Linked DNA regions of Homo sapiens: region 1 is linked to region 2. The links are chromatin contacts, found by Hi-C or POLR2A ChIA-PET in ENCODE. All regions are on one chromosome and are shown on one strand. The core of a region is the stretch at or near the end of the contact, and the rest is flanking DNA. Distances in the headings are between cores, read along the strand shown. Region 1 has its middle 340 kb from the start of DYSF. Region 2 has its middle 270 kb from the start of CYP26B1.

Region 1 (4,533 bases), core at 58-2,557, 79 kb before region 2:
GGGACACTGCAGCTGGGAAGTCACCTCTGCCCAGTCCTACTCCTGCCTCCCTCCAGGCTGGTCTGTAAGCCTGCACACCGGCCTCTCCCCACCCGTGCCCCATCCAGGCCCTTGCTGCTCCCATCTTCCTCCAGCCCCACCCCTCCCCAAAGCCTCCAGTGGGGATGCACCCTCTGCTTAATATTCATTTGCATTTGGCCCAGGGCCTAAACTATATATTTTGTTTTTTTGCCATGACTGTAGAATATAGCAGACATTAAATCTTATCGGTTTAATTTTCTTCCAGATAATAGTACAGGCTTTGAATTTTTTCTTAAACTATGGAAAAAGTGTCAAAGAAAAGTGGAACATTAATCAAGGGACTTTGATGAAAGGAATGAAAGTGTTTTCCTAAGAGCCCAACATGTGGTGCAGCTGCTGGTGGATATTTAAATGACATTTTTCATATGTTGCTATAAAAAAAAATCTCTTTGAGTTGATTCTGGAAATATATTACAATTTGCTACAATGCCAGTGGTCTTAAAATTATTTAGAAATAAAATGTGTTTATGATTTCTGCTCTACTTTGTATATTTGTCTGCTTCAGGACTCTTTCCTTTGAGGAGGGCCTAACCAGTCTACCCCAGAAGCAGTAAGTCTCTTCAGGACAGGCACCATCAGACAGGGGGTCCCCAAAGATGGGAGTCATATTTTCTTCTTCTGTGGCCTTTGGCCTAACATGTCACTCTTCTCCAGAGGTTTAAGCTGCAATGGGAGGGATTCAGGCGAGAAAGAAAGAGGTGATGGAGAACGTCATTATGTATTAGGAAGGTCTGGGGAAAGCTTTTTAAAAGGTGTGATTTCTCCTGTAAATGAGAAAGGAATGAATTCGTTCAACTCCTAGGTTTCCTTATAAGCCTGAACACCCAGGAGAGTGGAATCCAGAGGCCAGAAAACCCTGACCTCCAGCCTCCCTTGTGAGGCTCCTCACAGCATGGAAGGGACCCCTCCCTCCATTTGGGCTGGGAGAGACTGGAGCTTCAGTCTCATTTTTGGAGCCAGCTGGGCTGGGAAATCTTTGGGAGTCTGCCCTTCCCAGCCCCCTCACTGGGATGCCTTCCTCAGAAGATCATTTAGGGCTTCTAGGCTCCTGCCCTCTGAAGGACCCACTTCTCCCCTATGAACCCTGCATCCTTGTAACTTTGCCAATCCTAGTGCCAGGGGAAGGAAAGAGACTCCCGAGAGGTGCCCTTGGCATGTGGACACGGAGGCCGTCTGTCCTGGGCTCTCTGACGGACCGCAGAGGCAAGGCCAGGGTCTCAGCAGTAGGAGCGCCTAGGCTGATTCCAGAGCAGAAGAGGCCCCACAGTCCCTCCCAGGACCCAGAAGGCAGATGTCCTGGGCGCTTGCTGTTCTTCCCCCAGCCTGCGCAGCTCCTGGGGGAGATGAACGGAGGCCTGAAAGCCTTCCCAGTCTGGCCTCGGGCCCTGCATTGGCAGTCAGTTCTGTCCCCATTGACCAGTGGGGGGCACACTCTCCCAAGTTTTCCTGTCTCCACTGTAATTGTCATTTGGACCTGAAGGTAAATTCAAGGGTGCTGGTGCCTCCTTCCCTGCCAGGGGCTCCCTGGAGGAGGGGTGGACAGGAGAAGCTCTGCTTCTGCGCAGTCTGCAGGGCATCTCCAGCCTCTGGGCTGCTCTCTTCTCCTGTTCTGGCCTTTGGGTCCCCAGCTTCTCCTCCTGTCCACTTGCCCCACATGTCCTCCCGAGAGGAGACCTTTTATGAGGACTCTGGTTTGGGGAAGGGAAGAAACCTGCCCAAGCGCAACTAAGCTTTCCTTCCTCTCAGATCTGCCTCCACTTTCCTTCCTGATCTCATTGTCCCCTCTTTCTACCCAACCTACTCAGTTCTACACTGTCCCCCAAGTGTCCAACCTTGGGTCTGCCTCTGCTTCTTTTCTGCAATTAGATGCCTTCTTGTAGGCCCAGCCGAGGCTCCACTTTCTCCCTAGGGCCTTCCCTGTCTGACTCCAAAGAACACAGTGGCTGAAGCTTGGGAAGAGGAGTGAGTGAGGTGGGGTCTTGCCTTGCCAGTTGCCTTAGCTCTGCTACTTTTGTCTTACACCCCCTCGGACTATGAGCCCCTTGGGCAGGACGGTGCCAGGAGGGCAGCCTTTATTTTTCCATAACACTGTTTGGTGCAGGTGGAGCTCAGAGAAGACACCCCTGGAGGGATTTGGAACAGCCTCTTAGGCACCTTTGGGAGGTCCCTGAGTCTCAGCTGATTGAACTAATTTAGCTGATCACGATAATTCTCTTGCCTGTAACAATTTAGGAATGAAATATGAGAAGAGTCTGTTGGGGGCTTTGAGGAAATATTTTCTCACACCCAAGACAGAGATACAGTGACACAGGAAAACAAGTCCTTTGCTTTCCTCTGGTCGTATCCATGCCTAGATGAGATGGTAGAATGCCTGCAGCATCTGAGGATGAAGCCGTGACACAGATGAGGACAAGCCAAGAGCATCTCAGAAGCATGCAACAGGAGCCCTGATGAACCTTCTTAGAAAACAAGATCATCAGTTTCTCTCACCATGTTGTCTAGCTGAAGATGGAATGTCCTGCTACTTACAGCCATAAAACAGCCTACCTGCATGGGAAGAGGTGGATGGAGGCTGGAGAAACACTCATTGCTGAGCTGAACCGGGGCTGACTGATAACAAAGACCTTACCCTCTCTCCCTCCCTCTTCTTCCTTCCCAGAAAGAAAGAAGGGGTCTTTTTCCAAGGCCACCTCTGAGACTAAATAGGGATGGCTAGGACTGCATCACTGGGCCATTTTGAGGTCCTTCTAGGATAACACACATACTATAAAGGCTCATTAGGGGCTCCATTCCATCCATCCCCTTTCCCCTGCTGTTTTGCTTGCAAAGACAAAATGTTCGTAGGTCTTTGTTGCATGCTGAAGATAGCCATTAGTAAAGAAAAGGGAAACAAGGGCTCAAATGGAGGAATCCCAGTGTCTGCCCTTGATCCCAAACCAATCAGATCCTAGGGGCTTTCAACAGCGAAGGAGCATTGCAGAACCTCACTGTGTCTTGAATACTGCATTTTATGATTCAACACCATTGGGAGATGGACTGCATCTCATAATGGATCCAAGAACACAAGAGTTTCCGCTTCCAGGGATGCTGCATGACCATAGGGATGCAGCCCATGTCAGCAGCAGTTGCCTTAGAAAATACTGGAAACTGAGGGCCTGGTCACTCATGCCTGGTGAGAGCATTCCCAGCAGGGTAAAGTGAAGAACCCAGCCCTGCCTGCATAGTTCTCTGAGACCACTGCATGTAAAGTAGCACCCAGTGCTAACCAGATCTCCAAGGAGTTGGCTAAACTCTGTGCCCTGGTGTTGTAGATATTGCTGTGCCCCTGAAAGCCAGCGCCAATGAACATAGCATGGCACCAGGGCTCCAACATTCACTGTAAAAAGTCAGGTAGAAACAAGCTTGAACTACACCCATAAAGGTTTGAGTCAGCTGCAAGGAGACTTCCTGAAAGAGTGGTTGGGCCACAGCTAGAAATGGGCAGCCAGTAATATTTTCCCTGCCTCTGTTTTAGACTCAGATATCTTTAAAGGCAGGAGAGCTACTCAGGAGACAGGTTTGGTAGTTGGTGCTGTTCTCAGTTAGAGGCTAGGGCTAAGTGACCTGCCACTCCTCTCTAGGCCTGGAGAGGGACATGTGTACTACGTGTACTCAGGCTCAGTCCTGAAACACGAGGACTGAAGTGTTACATGGCCTGTTTCTGGTTTACTGGGAATTTCAGGAAACCCAAATACAAAGTGATTTGAGTGGGAGGGGCTTTAAATTTCTCCAAACGAAAACATTTTTACACTGTATAAATTCCTTTGTGGGATTACTTGCTAGCATTTTTCTGTCTCCCAACCATGTTGAAAATTCAGTCATCCAGTTTCATGGACACATACAGAGGGCCAAAAGGGGCTGCATTTCTATGCATATGACTTAATCTCTGGCAAGGAAGGCTGAGGGGAGGACAATGGCAAGCTCTTTGATGAGAGATGACCCTGGGAAGAAGGAGTGAGGAGAGGAAGACTAGGATACAGCTGGGGGAAGGACTCTCGTGCAAGTGGAGACCATCAGATGAGAGAGGAACATGTGTTCTCATGACTGCCCTCTACTATCCTGGCTGGATTTTAAGGGGACTCACATATTTTCCTTCCTTGACCTAGCCTCCCCTGATCAAGGAGTCAAAGTCCTAGTCAGCTGGAGCTGCCAGTCTGATGAGCAGATAACCTCTGGACTTGAGAAGTCTCAGGTCCATGTACTCAGACACATGGCAGAGACACAAGGCTGAGAAAGCAGTTCTAATATTTAGCACAGCTAAGACTCTTTGGACCTACATCTGAGCACCTGTGACAGGACAAAGGAAAAAAAATGAGATCCTTTTCCCAGGGAGCTAGAACAATAGGGGTATGAGTTCCTGGATCCTTATCCCTAAGCCCTGGCCTCCTAGAAATGGGCTACTAGCTTTTTCAT
Region 2 (4,468 bases), core at 1,112-3,611:
ATGGGCTTCCTCTCAGGCAGTGTTATGAGATCCCCCTTGAATTTCCACCCTGTGTCCTGTGATGCTCAGGTCTGGAGCCAAGGCGGTGGTGTAAACAAGGCCTGGCCAGTGAGGGTGGGTGTGTTGTTTGCTGATAGATGTCAGCTGGAACAACCTGAACTGGCCCCACTGGTCCCTAGGGGCAACAGGAACAAAGTGGGGAGGATGCGGGTCATGCCGGGCTCTTCCAGGCAGACCAGCTGTGCTCCCCACACACAGGGTGGCCTTGGGCAGCACAGCCAAACCTGCCTTGCAGGCTTGGGGTGAGCCAGAGAGGCAACCTCTTGCCCTGGCTTGAGCCCACCCTGTGTGTGGCCATAGCTTCCATGACCTGCCTGGAGCCCCAGCTCAGCTAAAGCTTTTGTAGGGTGCAGCCACCCACCATAGCAGAGCCTGCCACACACCCTGAGGATTCAGTGTCCTCAGCACTCAGTGACTAGGGGCTACAGGGACCACTCATTCATGGGCGAGGAGATCCCACTTGTGTGGATTTGTCTTGACATGTCATAGTACCTCCCCTTCCCTCTGGCTCCATCATGGTTTCCGAATCATCCTTTCTTCTATACAACAATCCCTCCTCACCGCTGACACTATCCATCTAAAGCCATCATCCGCCCACACCACTCCCTGCCCCTGGAGGGACACTGCTGTTTATTGCGCACCAGCTCACACGGCCACCAGCCCCACCCTGTGAGATCGGGACCCTGACCCAGCTGGAGCATCTGTTCACATCCTCTGTTGATTATTTAAGCGGCGTCTGTCTGCATAGAAGGGTTACAGTATTCTGAAGGGCTGCCGTCCAGCCTTTTCTCCAGGGCTAGCTGCTTTGTTTAACCAGCCTTTGGGCTCCTGGGCAGGTGGTCCCAGGGACTCTGCAGCTGCAGAGATGGCTCTGGGCTCCCACTACCCTTCTCCAGCTTGGCCTCATGCCAGGCAAGAGGCAGGAGCAGGTACCCTTCCTCCCTGCCGGGACCTACCCCACTGTGCCCTCCATCCCTTGTGTCCCTGGAGGCACAGCATGCCGGGAAGGCTGCTCCCTGCTGGCCCTGCTCACTGCCCCTGCTCACTGCCCCATGCTGGGGAGGGGGACGCGGCATCCTTTTCACATGGCAGCTCCACTGATGCCCACAGCAGCACATTCCAGGCCCCAGATCCTTCCAACCAGGACTGTTCCATTCACGAGTCACAGCTCCACAGCAGCCACGTCTCTGCCATGTTCTTGAAAAACAGAGAAGGAAAAAGAAATGTCACAATGACCACTGCACTCGCCATTCCAGGGCTTCTGAGGCCTTTGGTGAAAGCCAACTTGAATCCAAAGCTGGCAGGGGTGGCAGTGGGTGGGGCCAGAAAGGCGGCTGCTGATTGATTGTTGGCAGAAATCACGAGGTTTTACCGGAAGTCAGCCCCTCCCCTTCCTCCAGCTTCTTCCCTTCTGCCTTCTGGAGAGGTCAGGGATGCCTGGCGGACGGCCGTGGCTGCCCCTTCAAAGGTGCTTCCAGGATGCAGACCTGGAAAGGAGCTTAGGAATATGATGACTGTCTATCTGTAGCCCCAAGCCACGTCTGTGTGTGACAAGACCAAGGGTGGTTCAGGAGGCAAAGCATTTGAGAAGCAGATGGCTCTGGAAAATCTGGCCTGCAGGGCTGAGACACTTCCAGGCCATCAAGTCCAAACTCTTCTCTTATAGATGGTGAAAACTGAGTTCTGCCAGCACTGACCTGGGATTTCTGAACTCAGGGTGCTAGGAGCCCTATGGGTTATCCAGGCCTGCCCTTTAGTTTCCTTCCTCATGCTCCCTCTACATACATGTGTGCATACACACGTGCACACACGTGTACCCACACACACAGCTAATTCACTGACACCTCCCTGACTTTAAGATTGTGAGAGTGACATGAGACACATACATGGTGCATGCCTTACACTTACAGGGAGGCCATCACACCTGAATAGGTGCAGCGAACTCTGAGAGGTCTCAGCAGGGTGGAGACAGAACCTGACTGCACCAGGCCCCTCCTGACCTGGGGTTTTCTCGCTGAAGCAGAGAAGGTAGACTGCAGCCCTTTGGCTAGATATTGGGGAGACCAGGAATATGGATAAAATGAGAGAAGGTTTTGGGAACATCAGAGTGGCCCCAAAGAAGGGAATCCCTGAACCCAAACCAGCTGCCCAGCTACTGCTGGTAGCCCAGGTTCTGAGGCTGAGGAATGGGGAAGCCCCATCCCCACTCTTCAGCACCCAGTTGATTGGAAGAGGGAGGAAGCTGGCAGCTGGGGAAAGGTCTTGGGCCAAACATTTTTCCACTGGTGAATCAGAGGACAGCAGTAACAGGAGCCAGGCTGGCCTGACCCCAGCCACCTCTGTGAGTCATAGCTGAGGTCCCTGTGCTAATCTTAACCCCTCAGAGAGGACTTGTTGGGACTTGCCACCAAATCTTGACCACCAAAATAGTCTTGGAGCTGACGTGGCCCTGGAAAGCCCTGGCCCATCACAGAAGGGGTCAGAGAATGGAGCCAGGGTAGAGAGGGCTGGTCTGGGAGTTAGGCTGTGCCCCAGCTCTCCCGTGACCTTGAGCAACTCACAGTGAAGTGTTAGCAAGATGGGCTCCCAGGTCCCTTCCAGACATTCTCCCAGACCAGAGCCAAACTGGGTCTGAGAAGGAAGGAACCAGGACCTGAGGCAGCAGAAGGTTTTCAGGCCAGGTCTGGCCCTGCCCTCATCACAGTTGCTCACCAAGGTCCTCGCCTTTTACAGTGCACAGCTAGTGACAGCAACCTTGGTTCTGGGGCCAGCTGCATCCAAAATTTGTTCTGGGATTTTTGACAAGTTGCTTCACAAATCTCCTTTCTACAGGGAAGGCAGTACAGCTAGTGGTTTAAGGCACTGGACTTTGAAGTCAGACTAACCCAGGTGAGAATCACTTAGTCGCTGGGTGTCCTGGGGCAAGTCATTTAAATGTTCAGCAAATTTCAGCTGCTATCATTACCAGCTAGTATGTCTGGTCCTCAATTATGTCCTTCTATAAAAAAAAGAGGATAGCAAGAATGATTTCTAAGTCCCTTTCTCTAGCTGTCCTTTTCTCTAATCAGGTCCTTGACCCTGCACAATCAATTCAGGGACTGGGACCTTGTGGCAAATGAGAGAACAATGAGTTGAGGAAACATCTCTGGGACTACAGAAAAGGGATTTAAGATGCAACACAGGGACTGTGGTGAAACAGAGGTGAGCTCTGGAAAGGCTTGGTGCAGGAGCAGGAGCCAGGCCAAGTTCTGAAGCTCAGTGCAGGGGGCTGAGGCTCGGGTCTGGGAGACTGGAACCTGAGCCCTGATGGCTGGGAGGAAGCCTTCTCCCCAGCTCAGGCTGAGCCTCAGGTTTCCACTGCATTCTGAGCAGAAGAATCTTTCTTTTCACATCATTTCCCCAGATAATCTTTTCATCATGGTCTGAATGACCATTGTGTCAAATTATCTTAAAAGATTATTGAAAATGTTGCACCCCCTCCTTTTCTTCTAGTGTGCTGGTGTGCATGCATGTGTGTGTGTGTCTGTGTGTGTGAGAGAGAGAGAGAGACAGAGAGAGAGAATGGGGGGAAATTGAGCAAGAGAAAGAACAAGAGAGATGCAACTGTGAGTATCCATTGGTGTCCTGTTAGGGCCATATGAACAGACAGATAGGTACATCCTTACTGTCTCCCAGGGATGCTGAAGCCATGGCCGGATGCTAAGGTGAGAAGGTGGGGGCCTAGAAAGGTTGGACCTACAGCACCAAACTCTTGCACAGGCCAGAAAGAGGCCCTGCTTTCTTCATGCCCAACACTAGGACCTGTCTCCCAGAAGGTCCTAGAGCCCCAGAGACAACAGAAGCCTTCTTCTCCCGGTGGGAATGAGTGTGGGGACCTCACCCTCCAGGGAGCTTGGATGGGGCCAGGGTGAGGGCAGAAAGGATGGAGGTGACCCCTCTTGGGAAGGTAAGACCATATGTGAGCCTAAAAGGAAGATGGGTCCTGGGAGGGGTGTGGTGCTGAGTCTGGAGCACCTCACGCGGGTGGGCCTGTTAGACTTCCTCCTCCCAGTCAGGAGAGTCCAGGAGCACTCAGACGTCCTGGGTGCCTGGCAGGGGAGACAAGTCCAATGGATCTGGGATGCAGGGTGCTGGTGGCACAGTGAAGACACAATGGACATTGTTTATAGTGTTGCCAAAGGCTGGAGACTGCAGAGGCCGCTAAGGAGTGGAGAGTGGAGGAGAAAACTACAATTAAATGGCAACCCCAGCGCCGTCTCAATTCCTGCCCTGATAGGGAGGAGAGGGCAGAGCTAATATGGAAAGGGTAGGAAGGGACAGGGCAATCCCTTGACAGAGAGAGCTTTGACTCAGGGGTCAAGGGAACAGCTGTGGAAGCCTCGGGCACATCTGGCTGGGGCTGGGCTGG

Evidence for each region. Hi-C counts contacts between places; a loop is a spot of excess contacts on that map. ChIA-PET counts read pairs that join two places held with the same protein, here RNA polymerase II (POLR2A). Pooled maps may share reads with other maps.
Region 1: a map of PC-3 shows a loop between it and region 2 (2.7-fold over the local background). The contact joins two enhancer-like sites. A Hi-C loop is called at or near these places in 7 of 168 maps with a recorded cell type or tissue (PC-3, aorta, endothelial cell of hepatic sinusoid and 3 more) and 7 of 50 pooled maps. POLR2A ChIA-PET finds 5 or more read pairs at or near these places in 2 of 52 experiments (PC-9 and Panc1).

The regions. Positions count from the first base shown.
Region 1 is chr2:71,800,709-71,805,241 of GRCh38, forward strand. No RefSeq gene overlaps it. Among named protein-coding and RNA genes, the nearest start is that of DYSF, 340 kb to the left of the region's middle. Within about 2 kb of position 1,308, at least 2 of the 41 ENCODE cell types and tissues checked have a DNase peak (open chromatin) inside an H3K27ac peak, as active enhancers do.
Region 2 is chr2:71,878,615-71,883,082 of GRCh38, forward strand. No RefSeq gene overlaps it. Among named protein-coding and RNA genes, the nearest start is that of CYP26B1, 270 kb to the right of the region's middle. RefSeq lists an enhancer at 1,844-3,043. Within about 2 kb of position 2,362, at least 8 of the 41 ENCODE cell types and tissues checked have a DNase peak (open chromatin) inside an H3K27ac peak, as active enhancers do.